2 separate regions of the Homo sapiens genome follow, and region 2 is linked to region 1. A link is an interaction called in ENCODE POLR2A ChIA-PET data of the cell type or tissue named here. Cell type or tissue: HCT116. All regions are shown on one strand. Each heading gives the region's core, and the rest is flanking DNA. Links, peaks and the distances in the headings are about the cores only.

The links. ChIA-PET counts read pairs that join two places held together with the same protein. Peaks named below come from ENCODE experiments on the same cell type or tissue, not always from the same donor. Only the 100,000 strongest peaks of a DNase experiment are listed, where the experiment ranks them.
Region 2: POLR2A ChIA-PET joins it to region 1 with 5 read pairs; 7 of 35 experiments call an interaction of 5 or more read pairs at or near these places.

Annotation. Positions count from the first base shown.
Region 1 is chr10:103,249,959-103,260,778 of GRCh38, forward strand. No RefSeq gene overlaps it. Among named protein-coding and RNA genes, the nearest start is that of RPEL1, 9.5 kb to the left of the region's middle. RefSeq lists an enhancer at 4,798-5,297. In HCT116, for the core only: no CTCF peak of the experiment used is centred there; DNase peaks (open chromatin) are centred at 4,784 and 5,183; H3K4me3 peaks cover 750 bases; H3K27ac peaks cover 1,285 bases.
Region 2 is chr10:103,331,744-103,335,743 of GRCh38, forward strand. It overlaps PCGF6 (polycomb group ring finger 6), which reads right to left. Exons shown (of 10, transcript NM_001011663.2): 7 at 2,182-2,209. Among named protein-coding and RNA genes, the nearest start is that of PCGF6, 17 kb to the right of the region's middle. In HCT116, for the core only: a CTCF peak has its summit at 2,403 (motif pointing left); a DNase peak (open chromatin) is centred at 2,368.

The sequences.
Region 1 (10,820 bases), core at 3,600-7,599:
GGTGCTGTTCAACAGAAAGCTAGCATACATGGCAGTGGGGGCGTGTGGGGGGCTGGTTACAGAGCTGGTGCTCTCTGAAGGATCAGGCCCCTTCTATTCACGTTAGGATTCCTGTTTTCCTCCACGCTGGTTCTGATGTAAAAAAACAAAAACAAAACAAAACAAAAAAACGCAAAAGAAATCATGACAGAACATAGGATGCTGTGACTTCTCAGAAGCTCAGTCTTTAATTCATGGAACCAGCGCGACCTGAAACAACCTGCATCACCAACCCTGGGGCACAAATCAGGTCACATCTCTTCCATTGTTCTTTTCTTTTGTCTCTCTCTCTTTCTCTTTTTTGAGATGGGATCTCGCTCTGTCACCCAGGCTAGAGTGCAGAGGCATGATCAGAGCTCACTGCAGCCTTGACTTCCTGTGCTCAAGTGATCCTCTCACCTCAGCTTCCCAAGTAGCTGAGACTATGGCTTGCACTACCACACACGGCCCTTCTACTTTTCAAAACAAAACCACCTTGACCACCCATGTGCCAGGTTAGCAGAAAGTCCAATATCCCTTCTCCTCCTCTTGAGCTGTCCAACATCCCTGGTGTTTACTCCATCCAAGGGGCCAGCTTTGTTTCCAAGTGCTTGAAGGACAGAGAACTGAAGACACATTTCCACTCATCAGAGAATCTGTTTTGGGGAACCACTGCTGCCGTCATTGCCACATGTGTGGCTGATGAACACCCTGTCTGCACAGCCTGACATGCCCCTTCCCCTGCTGCAGGGACCCTGCTGCTCTGGATGTCTGTGATGTTCAATGCTAGGCTCCTAAGGTCACCCTCACATGCTTGGCCATTTTTCCTGGGGTTAGGTGGCAATGACTGGGTCAGAAGGTTTCCAGCCTCAGCATATGTTGTGCCAGAACTCCCTGCCACTCCACTACCACCACCACTACCACCACCATCACCACCACCATCACCACCTCCACCACCATCACCACCACCACCATCACCACCACCACCACCATCACCACCACCACCATCACCACCTCCACCACCATCACCACCACCACCATCACCACCACCACCACCACCATCACCACCACCACCACCATCACCACCTCCACCACGATCACCACCACCACCATCACCACCTCCACCACCATCACCACCTCCACTACCACCACCACCACCTCCACCACCACCATCACCACCACCATCACCACCACCACCATCACCACCACCACCTCCACCACCTCCACTGCCATCACCACCTCCACCGCCATCACCACCTCCACCACCATCACCATCTCCACCATCACCACCTCAACTTCTTCCATCATGACCACCACCACCACCACCATCACCACCACCTCTACCGCCATTCACCACCACCACCTCCACCGCCATCACCACCTTCACCTCTACCCCCACCACAACCACTATGTGCTCACACTTGTCACCAGGGCTAACTCTTCCCAGTGGATTCTCTTAGCCCACTGTCCTGCCAGTGAATCTTATTCAACACCATCTCAATCCATCTGATAAGTTCTAAGAGCAGGAACTCTCAAAAGAGAAGTGATATAGTCTCAATCCTCATCTCCACAGGAGACGCCATGGCTTTTATTTTGCCCAAATTTCCTTACCCCTTGCCCTTTTATTTACCATCATCAGGCTGCAAAAAGCATTCCATTTCATAATCTGCCCTATGGCAGTGGGTGCCTCCTTGCCTTCTGCTGATATAACTAAGGATGGATGGCAGGGACTCAGGTGTCTTAACACTGGACACAAAATCTGTGGCAAGTGGTCTTGCCTCCACTTACAGAAGTGACAGACACCTTTAAAGATCCACCCAATCAGGCCCCTGAGACATTTAATCTTGGCTTTCAGATTGGTTTGTTTTGTGTTTGTAATGAGCTGTGATTGTGCCATTGTACTCCACCCTCTGTCACCCAGGCTGGAGTGCAATGGCACAATCACAGCTCACTGCAGCCTCAAACTCTTGGGCTCAAGTGATCTTCCCACTTCAGCCTTCCAAGTAACTAGGACTACAGCCATGTGCCATCAAGCCTGGCTAATTTTCTGTAGGAACAAGGTCTCACTGTGTGGCCCAGGCTGGTCTTGAACTCCTGGGCTCAAGTGATCTGCCCACCTTGGCCTCCCAATATGTTGGGATTACAGGCGTGAGCCATTGTGCCTGGACTTTAATTTCTTTCAGTGAAATTTTACAGTTTTCAATTTATAGGTTTTTTCTACAACTATTTTTCTTTTTTTGGAGATGGAATCTCGCTGTTGTCGTCCAGGCTGGAATGCAATGGTGCGATCTTGGCTAACTTCAACCTTCGCCTCCCAGGTTTAAGCAATTCTCCTGTCTCAGCTTCCCAAATGGCTGGGATTACAGGCGCCCACCTAATTTTTGTATTTTTAGTAGAGATGGGGTTTCACCATGTTGGCCAGGCTGGTCTCAAACTCTTGACCTCAGGTGATCTGCCCACCTTGGCCTCCCAAAGTGCTGGGATTACAGACGTGAGCCACCGCACCCAGCCCATTGCCTGATTTTTTTTTAATTATTTATTTATTTATTTATTTTAAGAGTATTGGTTAAGTTGGCCGGGCGCAGTGGCTCACGCCTGTAATCCCAACGCTTTGGGAGGCAGAGGTGAGCGAATCACCTGAGGTCAGGAGTTCAAGAACAGCCTGGCCAACATGGTGAAACCCCATCTCTACTAAAAATACAAAAATTAGCCAGGCATAGTGGTGGGCACCTGTAATCCCAGCTACTCGGGAGGCTGAGGCAGGAGAATGCCTTGAACCTGGGAGGTGGAGGTTGCAGTGAGCTGAGATCATGCCTCTACACTCCAGCCTGGGCAACAAGAGAGAAACTCCATCTCAGAAAAAAGAAAAAAAAAAAAGAGTATTGGTTAAGTATTTTGTTGGATAGTCTTCAATTTGAGTTTGTCTGACATTTTCTCATGATTAAATTGAAGTTAAGCATATTAGGAAGAATACTAATTTTTTTTTTTTTTTTTTTTTTTTTTTGAGACAGATTCTTGTTCTGTCACCCAGGCTGGAGTATAGTGGCACAATCTCAGCTCACTGCAACCTCTGCTCCTGGGTTCAAGCAATTCTCCTGCCCCAGCCTCCCAAGTAGCTGGGACTACAGGCATGCACCATGACATCCAGCTAATTTTTATATTTTTGGTAAAGATGGGGTTTCGCCATGTTGGCCAAGCTGGTCTTGAACTCCTGACCTCAAGTGATCTGCCCACCTTGGCCTCCCGAAGTGCTGGGATTATAGACATGAGCCACTGTGCCCAGCCTTTTTACTATATTTTGAGTTAATTTCTTAGTCATTGTCCTGGGAATTACAATTAACATCTTATTTAATAACAACTTAGTTTAGATAAATGCCAACTTAATTTCATTATTACACAAAAAATGTGCTCCTATATAGCTTTGGTTCCCTTTCTCCTTCTTTGTGCTATTATTGTCACACAAAATACATCTTAATACATTGTGTGCATTATCAATGCAGGTTTATAATTACTGCATTATGTACTTATCTTTTAAATAGGATAGGAAAAAATTAAACAAAATTAAACAAGAATACATTTATGCTACCTTTTATATTTACCTATGGAGTTACCTTTAATGGTTTATTTTATTTCTTCATGTAGATTCAAATTACTGTCTACTGTCATTTCAGTCTGAAAGACCTCCTCTAGGATTTCCTTTTTTGTTTTTTTGTTTTTGAGACAGAGTCTTGCTCTGTTGCCCAGTCTGGAGTGTAGTGGCGCAATCTCGGCTCACTATAACCTCTGCCTCCTAGGTTCAAGCAATTCTTATGCCTCGGCCTCCCAAGTAGCTGGGATTACAGGTGCGTGCCACTACGCCTGGCTAAGTTTTTTTTATTTTTAGTAGAGACGAGGTTTCACCATGTTGGCCAGGCTGATCTCAAATTCCTGACCTCAGATGATCCACCTGCCTCGGCCTCCCAAAGTGCTGAGATTACAGGGGTGAGCCACCGTGCCTGGCCTAGGATTTCTTATACGTCAGGTTTACTAGTGATGAAATCTTCCAGTCTTTATCTTAGAATGTTTTAATGTCTTCTTTCCCTCCTTCATTTTTGAAGAATAGTTTCGTTAGATAGAGAATTCTGGGGTGACAGGGGGTGTTTTTTTCTTTCAGCACTCTTAATATATGTCATCTTACTGCCTTTTGGCCTTTATGGTTTCTGATGAGAAATAGGATGTTAATCTTATCGAGCATCCATTGTACACGATGAGTCCTTCCTTCCTCCCTCCCTCCTTTTTTTCTTTTCTTTTCTTCCTTCCTTCCTTTTTCTTTCTTTCTTCTTTCCTTCCTTCCTTTTTCCTTCTTTCTTCCTTTCCTTCCTTTCTCTTTCTTTCTTTCTCTTTCTTTCTTCTCTTTCTCTCTTTCTCTTTCTTTCTTTTTTGTGAGACAGGGTCTCACTCTGTCACCCAGGCTGGAGTGCAGTGATCATGGCTCACTATAGCCTGGCCTCTCAGGCTCAATCAATCCTCCCACCTCAGCCTCTCGGGTAGCTGGGAATACAGACATGCACCACCATGCCCAGCTAATTTTTGTATTTTTTGTAGAGACAGGGCCTCACCATGTCTTGAACTGGTCTTGAACTCCTGGGCTGGTCTTGAACTCCTGGGCTCAAGCAATCTACCTGCCTCAGCCTCCCAAAGTGCTGGAATTACAGGCATGAATCACCACGCCCAGCCTACTTTTTTTTTTTTTTTTTTTTTTTTAAAGAAGCAAGGTCCCACTCTGCTACCCAGGCTTCAGTACAGTGGCATGATCATGCCTTGCTGCAGCCTCAAACTCCTGGGCTCAATCAATTCTTCTGCCTCAGCCTCCCAAGTAGCTAGGACTACAGGCACATGCCACTGAGTCTGGCTTTTTTTTTTTTTTTTTTTGGAGAGACAGGATCTCACTATGTATCTCAGGTTGATCTTGACCTCCTGGCCCCTCAGGTGATCCTCTTGCCTCAGTCTCCCAAACTGCTGCTGGATTACAGGCCACCATGCCCAGCTGCTTTCTTTTTTTAAATTTGAGATGGAGTCTCACTATATTACCCAAGCTAAAGTCGAACTCCTGGGCCCAAACTATCCTCCCACCTCAGCCTTCTGAGTAGCTGGGACTACAGGCATGCACACCACACCCAGCTTGTGATGAGTCACCATTGTCTTACTGATTTCAAGATTCGCTCTCCTGCCTTTGGCTTATAACAATTTGACTACGATGTGTCTTGGTGTGAATCTCTTTGAGTTTATTTTACTTGGATTTTATTGAGCTTTCCAGATGTATAGATCAATGTTTTAAATTAAATTTAGAAAGTTTTCAAGTTTTCAGCCATTATTTCTTTAAATATTCTTTCTGCTCCTTTTTTTCCTCTCCTCTCCTTCTGGAACTCCAGAAGTTCACTTAGGCTCTCTTCATATATCTTCATTCTTTTCTTTTTCTGTTCCTCAGACTTGATAATCTCAATTGATTTATTTTTAAATTCATTGATATTTTCTTCTGTCTGCTCTATCTTTTTTTTTTTTTTTAGATGGAATCTAGCTCTTTGCCTTAGCCTTTGCTTCATGCTTGTGAAGAGCCTGAAGATCAGCCAGAACACTTAGGGCATTCTCAGATCTTTCCTGAACATGTGCATAGGCCTCGGCATGCAAGTGGCTTTCCGGTTTCCCAGGGATATGTCAGTTTTTCAAAGTCCTTCTTCTCCAAAGCATCTCATTCTTCAGTCTTCTCTCCCAAGCTTTATATTAGTCTATTGTTTGCCCCAACTGTTATCCAATGCCCCAGGCAGCAATAACCAAAACATTTGCCTGTAAATATCTTCAACAAATGCTCCTTGGGTAGCCACACTCACCACTAGAGAGTTCCAAGTTAGACAAGATAAAGGTAAGCACTTGAGAAAGTCCTCCAGGGAGCCACCATACAGGTCAAAACAAAGATAAAGGTAAGCACTTGAGAAAGTCCTCCAGGGAGCCACCATACAGGTCAAAACAAAACAAAAACAATTTCTTGCGAATTAGGTCCATTCTCTTCCCTCTAGTACTGGTACCTATACTGGGACTGTAGCTATTTTCTCCAAATTCACTGCTAACCTGGGGATGGGACCAGGGTAAGTTAAAATACTACAAAGCTTGCTATTCTTACTAAGAATCAGCTGTCTTTTTTATGAAAACATTTCACTGGCTGCTGCAGGCCTTTTGGTTAGTGTCTAGAGTTCTGAAAAGTTGATTCTAACAGTTTTTTTGTTTTTTGTTTGTTTGTTTGTTTGTTTAGATGGAGTCTCGCTCTGTCGCCAGGCTGGAGTGCAGTGGCACGATCTGGGCTCACTGCAACCTCTGCCTCTCAGGTTCAAGTGATTCTTCTGCCTCAGTCTCCCGAGCAGCTGGGACTAGAGGCATGTGCCACCATGCGTGGCTAATTTTTGTATTTTTAGTAGAGACAGGGTTTCACCATGTTGGCCAGGATGGTCTCGATCTCTTGACCTCGTGATCAGCCCGCCTCGGCCTCCCAAAGTGCTGGGATTACAGGCGTGAGCCACCGTGCCCAGCCAATTCTAACAGTTTTAACCAACCTTTTGGTTGCATTTATGGAGGGATAAACTTTTGGATTTCCTTACTCTGCCATTTTTCACTGATAACACTTCAGTATTCCTTATTACTGGTAATGTTAACTTTGATCACTCAGTTAAGGTAGTGTCTGCCAAGTTTCTTCACTGCAGAGTTACTATTTTTTCTTTTTCATATGCTATTCTAGAGGTCAGCAAACCATGGCTGGAGGCCCAAATCCAGCCCACTGCCTGTTTTTATAAATAAAGTTTTATTGGCATACAGCCACATTCATTCATTCACATATTTTTTATGGCTGCTTTCATGCTACATCAGTAGGGGTGAGTTGTTGCAAAAGAGATCATATGGCTTAAACAGCCTAATATATTTCCTATTTGGGTCTACGCTGACCCCTGCATGATTTGTTAGAAGTGCACCACTAAATCAGCCCACACTTAAGGGAAGGAGAATTAAGCTTTCCATTGTGGAGGGAGGGGTATCAAAACATTTGGGGACATATGTTAAAAACAAGATAATTAATGCATATTTGGAGGTTTATACTTAGATGCTATGTAAATATCCTGGTCCTCCTTAGAGTTTTGCCCACTAATATTAGCTTCATCAGTGGACTTTATCTGCAGCAATTATTACTGTGGTGTTCTAATTTTCTGTTTCCTTCATTCCCATTTTTTTTTTTTTTTTTTTTTTTTTTTTTGGAGACAAAGTCTCACTCTGTCACCCAGGCTAGAGTGCAGTGGCATGACCTCTGCTCACCTCAGCCTCCACTTCCTGGGTTGAAGCGATTCTCCTGCCTCAGCCTCCTGAGTAGCTGGGATTACAGGTGTCTGCCACAATGCCCAGCTATTTTTTTTGTTTGTTTTTTAAGGACAGAGTCTCACTCTGTCACCCAGGCTGGAGTGCAGTGACGCCATCTCAGCTCACTGCAACCTCTGCCTCCCGGGTTCAAGCAATTCTCCTGGCTCAGCCTCCTGAGTAGCTGGGATTACAGGTGGCCACCATCACGCCTGGCTAACTTTTGTATTTTTAGTAGAGACGGGGTTTCACCATATTGGCCAGATTGGTCTCAAACTCCTGACCTCAGGTCATCCTCTGGCTTCGGCCTCCCAAAGTGCTGGGATTACAGGAGTGAGCCACCGCGCCTGGCATATAGTTTTAAAGAAGATTTTAAATAGCCTTATAAACTGGGAAAAGAAACCCATAGTTCAGGAGTTGAGGCACTTTCTCTTGGTGTAGAGACAACTGGTGCAATGGAGAACACAGTACAAGGTCTTGAGTTAGAAACCTAAATTTATGACCTTGGGCAAGTCCCTTGACCTCTCTCCCTTTTTTACTTTTATCCACAGAATAAAAATATCAATGGTCACCTCACAGGATTCTTGTGAAAATGTTGTTTATATTAGGAAGTAGGATGTAAATGCTAGATTCTTTGGTAATGCACATCCTTTACTCTCACTTTCTTCTTCACTTTCTTTCCTTCCCACTTTCCTTCTTTTTTTCTGGTCCTACCTTTTTTCTCCTCTGTCTGTGTTTTGGGCCCACCAGGGGCCCCCTATAGCACTACAAGTGAAACCAGTGGGGTCTAAGTCATAACACTTCTTATAAAGAAGGATTGCACCAGGACCAGCCCACATAGCCAAATTCCTTTTTCTGTTGTCCCCAGAAAGCCACGTTAAGGACTCCCTTGCTGTTCTAAGCAGACTGCTTCTTTCACACATTTCCTCCCACCACCCAATGAAGGGCAGGGGCTGTGCTTTACATATTACATCTTTGTAACCCCCTCCCCTCCCTTACTGCACAAGGCTTTCCAAATAGTCTTTAGATGTCAACCTTGGATGCAGATTTTAACACACACATATTCTGCATTTTTTTTTTTTTTTTGAGACGGAGTTTCGGTCTTGTTGCCCAGGCTGGAGTGCAATGGCGTGATCTCGGCTCACTGCAACCTCTGCCTCCTGGGTTCAAGTGATTCTCCTGCCTCAGCCTCCCAAGTAGCCGGGATTACAGGCATGTGCCACCACGCCTGGCTAATTCTGTTTTTTTTTTTTAGTAGAGACAGGGTTTCACCATGTTGGCCAGGCTGGTCTCAAACTCCCGACCTCAGGTGATCTGCCTGCCTCGGCCTCCCAAAGTGCTGGGATTACAGGCATGAGCCACCATGCCTGGCCCATATTCTGCATTTTAATACACATTCTACATGTTGCCAGTAGATATTTGATATGGCTTGGCTCTGCCCCCACCCAAATCTCATCTTGAATTCCCACATGTTATGGGAGGAACATGGTGGGAGGTGATTGAATCATGGGGGTGGGTCTTTCTTGTGCTGTTCTGATGATAATGAGTAAGTCTCACAAGATCTGATGGTTTTAAAAAATGGGAGTTTCCCTGAACAAGCTCTCCACTCTTGTCTGCTGCCATGTGAGACATGCCTTTTACCTTCCGCCATGATTGTGAGGCCTCCCCACCCATGTGAAACTGTAAGTCCAATAAACCTCTTTCTTTAGTAAATTGTCCAGTCTCGGGTATGTCTTTATCAGCAGTGTGAAAATGGACTAATACAGTAAATTGGTACCGAGAGTGGGGTGCTACTGAAAAGATACCCGAAAATGTGGAAGCAACTTTGGAACTGGGTAACAGGCAGAGGTTGGAATAATTTGGAGGGCTCAGAAGAAGACAGGAAAATGTGGGAAAGTTTGGAACTCCCTAGAGACTTGTTGAATGGCTTTGACCAATATGCTGATAATGATATGGACAATGAAATCCAGGCTGAGATGGTCTCAGATGGAGATGAGGAAGTTATTGGGAACTAGAGCAAAGGTGACTCTTGTTATGTTTTAGCAAAGAGACTGGTGGCATTTTGCCCCTGCCCTGGAGATTTGTGGAACTTTGAACTTGAGAAAGGTGATTTAGGGTTTCTGGCAGAAGAAATTTCTAAGCAGCAAAGCATTCAAGAGGTGACTTGGGTGTTGTTAAAAGCATTCAGTTTTAAAAGGGAAACAGAGCATAAAAGTTTGCAAAATTTGTAGTCTGACAAGCAATAAAGAAGAAAAACCCATTTTCTGAGGAGCAATTCAAGCCAGCTGCAGAAATTTGCTTAAGTAATAAGGAGCCTAATATTAATCTCTGACAGTGGGAAAAATGTCTCCAGGGCAGGTCAGAGGTCCTCACAGCAGACCCCCCACCCCCAATCACAGGCCTGGAGGTTTAGGAGAAAAAAAATAGTTTAGTGGGCCAGGCCCAGGGTCCCTCTGATGTGTGCAGTCTAGGGACTTTGTGCCCTGCAACCCAGCTGCTGCAGCTGTGACTAAAAGGGGCCAAGTTGCAGCTCAGGTTGTTGCTTTAGAGGGTGGAAGCCCCAAGCCCTGGCAGCTTCTACGTGGTGTTGAGCCTGCAGGTGAACAGAAGTCAAGAATTGAGGTTTGGGAACCTCTGCCTAGATTTCAGAAAATGTATGGAAATGTCTGAATGCCCAGGCAGAAGTTTGCTGCAGGGGCGGGGCCCTCATGGAGAACCTCTTCTAGGACAGTGCAGAAGGGAAATGTGGGGTCCAAGCCCCCATGTAGAGTCCCTGCTGGAGCACCACCTAGTGGAGCTGTGAGAAGAGGGCCACCATCCTCCAGACTCCAGAATAGATCAACCGACAGCTTGCACTTTGCACCTGGAAAAATCGGACATTCAACATCAGCCTGTGAAAGCAGCCAAGAGGGCGGATATACCCTGCAAAACCACAGAGGCAGAGCTTCCCAAAGCCATGGGAGCCTACCTCTCGCATCAGCATGTCCTGGAAGTGAGTCACAGAGTCAAAGGAGATCATTTTGGAGCTTTAAGATATGACTGGGGGCCGGGCGTGGTAGATCACACCTGTAATCCCAGCACTTTGGGAGGCTGAGGCAGGTGGATCATGAGGTCAGGAGATCAAGACCACCCTGGCTAACACAGTGAAACCCCATCTCTACTAAAAATACAAAAAATTAGCCGGGCGTGGTGGTGGGTGCCTGTAGTCCCAGCTACTCTGGAGGCTGAGGCAGGAGAATAGTGTGAACCCAGGAGGCGGAGCTTGCAGCGAGCCGAGATCCTGCCACTGCACTCCAGCCTGGGCGACAGACCGAGACTCCATCACACACACACACACACACAAAAGATATGACTGCCCCACTGGATTTCAAACTTGCCTAGGGCCTGTAGCCCCTTTGTTTTGGCCAATTTCTCCAATTTGCAACAACTGT
Region 2 (4,000 bases), core at 1-4,000, 78 kb after region 1:
CCACTATCTTGATCTGGCTTATTATATTCCTTCAGTGTCATTTAATACATCTCTCTCTCTCTTTTTTGAGACAGAGTCTCGCTGTGTCGCCCAGGCTGGAGTGCAGTGGTGAGGTCTTGGCTCACTGCAAGCTCCGCCTCCCAGGTTCACACTATTCTCCTGCCTCAGCCTCCCGGGTAGCTGGGACAACAGGCACGCGCCACCGCGCCTGGCTAATTTTTTTTGTATTTTTAGTAGAGATGGGGTTTCACTGTTAGCCAGGATGGTCTTGATCTCCTGACCTCGTAATCTGCCCACCTCGGCCTCCCAAAGTGCTGGGATTACAAGCTTGAGCCACCGCGCCCGGCCTAATACATCTCTGTGTCCCCTGTATTTCTTGTAAATTAGTAATTAAATCTAGAAGCATAGTCACCTTCCTATATGTCTTGGCAAGAACACTTCAAGGTGATATTGCTACCATGTTTTTTCATGTGTAAGAACCACAACTATATATTCTGGGTTGCACATGTGTTTCTGAGGAAGCAGTAGACTAATACTTTATCTTTTCTGTTTTTAAGACAGAGTCTTACTCTGTCACCTAGGCTAGAGTGTAGTGACGCAATCACAGCTCACTGCAGCCTCAATCTCCTAGGCTCACGTGATCCTGCCACCTTAGCTTCCTGAGTAGCTGGAACTGCCCATGCCAACATGCAGAGCTAACATTTTTATTTTTGATAGAGACAGGGTATTCCTGTGTTGCCCAGACTGGTCTTGAACTCCTGGCTCCAAGCAATCCTCCTGAGTTGGCCTCCCAAAGTACTGGGATTACAGATGTGAGCCAACGAACCCGGCCTAATATTTCAATTCATTCTCTAGTTCTTTCTTCATGAGGTTTTAAAACTCTGTTGGACTGACTACTACAGGTTATTAGACAGGCGTCTTCAGGGAACACTGGTAGCATATATCCTGGTGCTTAAACCATACAAAAACGTATCTGCCACTATCCCACCCACTACATGGCTACGAGAATTTCCTAAAGCTGAACACCACCGGTTTGATGTTTTACAACTTAGAAGAGGTTCAACGCTATCAAAAATCATGGGGATTTATGGTCGGGCGCAGTGGCTCACACCTGTAATCCCAGCACTTTGGGAGGCCCAGGTGGGTGGGTCACCGGAGGTCAGGAGTTTGAGAATAGCCTGGCCAACATGGTGAAACACCGTCTCTACTAAAAATGCAAAATTAGCTGGGCGTGGTGGTGCATGCCTGTAATCCTAGCTATTCAGGAGGCTGAGGCTGGGTTCAAGAATTGCTTGAACCCAGACGGCGGAAGTTGCAGTGAGCCAAGATTGCGCCACTGTGCTCTAGCCTGGGCAACAGAGGAAGACTCCATTTAAAAAAAAAAAAAAAAAAAAATCATGAGGACTTAAAACTGCATTCCCTCTATCACATCAATCTCTGAGACACATGTATAATATGCTTCACCCAGAGAATTACCTATCTATTCCTATGCTTTAATTCATGTCTCTGAGCTAGTGTGTTCATAAAACAGTACAGTATATCCAACTAGGTATAATTCACCTAACTTTCAGTACAGACACTTGACAAAGTCACTGAAAATCTAAACAGATCAAAGTCACCTATTCCTTGTATATTTACCTCCCAAGAAACTATAAGGTCTGATTTACCCCTTTTTAAAAAGTTACCTTTTCCTGATGACTCACATTATAGTAGTAACACTGTATACAATGTTACCTGTGATTTCGGAATCTTTAAATCAACTCTGAACTTAAATATGTTACAAAGGAGTTCATTCTTACCTCTAAAACTTCAGTGAATAATTGAAGTAACAAGTAGGGCAAAATAACTTGAGCAAAAAATGTTACATGCAAATAAAATTTTAAGCTCATATTTAATTCTAAATGCCAAATATGCAAAAATGCTTTGAGACATTTTTTATCACCAAATTAACATAGCATTTGGTTTTAGTTTTAAAAAGTATTCACTTAATTTTCCTTAGACTACTGTTCTGAATGAACAAATCCCTACTTAATAACTTTTATTCATAAATCTATAATATTATTAAATGTACTTCATATTTAAATAACTTATTTATACAATCTCCATTTGGTTGCTAATCTGACTCGAATTTGTGTGCTACAGAGTCCTCTTGTGAAATGAATGAAAAAAAAAGTAAAATACCTTAAAATGTCCCGTGCCTTCATTAGCACTGAAAAATGAGAGCAAAATTAATCAATATTTAATACTTTAAGCTATATGTTTAATCATAAAACAACATATATAAATATTTGAGAAACATCAATTCATTGTAATTCTAGAACACAGTCACCTGAAGTTTTATGAAATAAACAAATGTAATTGTCATTTCTGCCACCTAGTGGTTAAGGCAAAGGCAGTTTTATCCAGTATTTTAGTCTACTTTCTATACTTAATTTTAGAAGTTAAAAGTATATTCTCTTTTTTTGATGGAAAATATGAGAATTTACTTATTTTTTCCAGCTTTATTAGGGGATAATAGACAAATTAAAATTGTGTATATCTATAGGTTTTGATACGTATATACTGTAAACTAATAAAATCAAGCAAATCAACATATCCATCAGCTCACATACTTATTTTACTGTAGTGAGAACATTTAGGATCTACTTTTAGCAATTTTCAAGTATATAATACATTATTAACTGTAGTCATCATGATGTACAATAGATCTCCAGGAAAAAGTATATTCTTAAATATTAGATTCCCCCTCACCCCACATTTAGCATCCTAACATTTTACAGCTTAGTCTAATTTCATATTTTTCTTTTAATCATAATCAATGTGATTTTCCTCTCTATAGTAACATTTACAATATAAAATTTCTTACAAGAAGGCTGCTATGCTTCCTATTGCTTTTTTTGCAGAATAATTACCTGGACATAATTTTACTCAGTTTCCTTTTCACCTAGAAGCCTACAGATTTCTTGGTTAAATCAATTACTTTTAAGCCATGAGGGAGACAAGGGTATCTAACTTTTTGTTGAGAAAGTACTATGTGCCAGGCATTGAATTAGGTATTCATGTGCATATGCATGCTTTTCATTTAGTCCTCACAATAGCCCTGCAAATGAGGTATTAGTACCCCTTTCTACAGATGAAAAAAAATTAAGCTCACAGAGGTCATAACTTTCTTTGGGACACACAAATATGGTAGGTAATAAAACTGAAATTCACACTCAGGTGTGCCTAACATCAAAGCCAATGTTCTTTCTTCCTTATGTTGTGAAGATTAGACAAGTTCACAATTCCATCATCTCCAAAGTATTCTTTTTTTCTTTCATTTTTTTCTTTAAGAGATAGGGTCTTGCTCTATCACCCAGGCAGGAGTGTAGTGGCTCACTGCAGCTTCAACCTTCTGGGCTTAAGTGAACTTCTTGCCTTAGCCTACCTGAGCAGCTGGGAGTACAGATATGTGCCACCATGCATGGCTAATTAAAAAAAAAAAAAAATTTTAAGAGATAGGGTCTCGCTGTGTTGGCCAGGCTGGTCTCAAACTCCTGGCCTCAAGCCATCCTTCTGCCTTAGCCTCCCCAAATGCTGGAATTACAGGTGTGAGCCACCACACCCAGACTCCAAAGCACTCATTTTTTTTTTTTTTTGAGACAGAGTCTCACTGTCACCCAGGCAGGAGTGCAGTGGCGTGATCTCGGCTCACTGCAACCTCTGCCTCCCGGGTTCAAGCGATTCTCTTTGCCTCAGCCTCCCGAATAGGTGGGACTACAGGCACCCACCACCACACCCGGCTAATTTTTGTATTTTTAGTATAGACGGGGTTTCACCATGTTGTTCAGGATGGCCTCGATCTCTTGATCTCGTGATCTGCCCACCTTGGCCTCCCAAAGTGCTAGGATTACAGGAGTGAGCCACGGTGCCCAGCAAAGTACTCTTTGTAAGAAAAAAATAGGCTGGGCGAGGTGGCTGATGCCTGTAATCCCAGCACTTTGGGAGGCCAAGGTGGGCA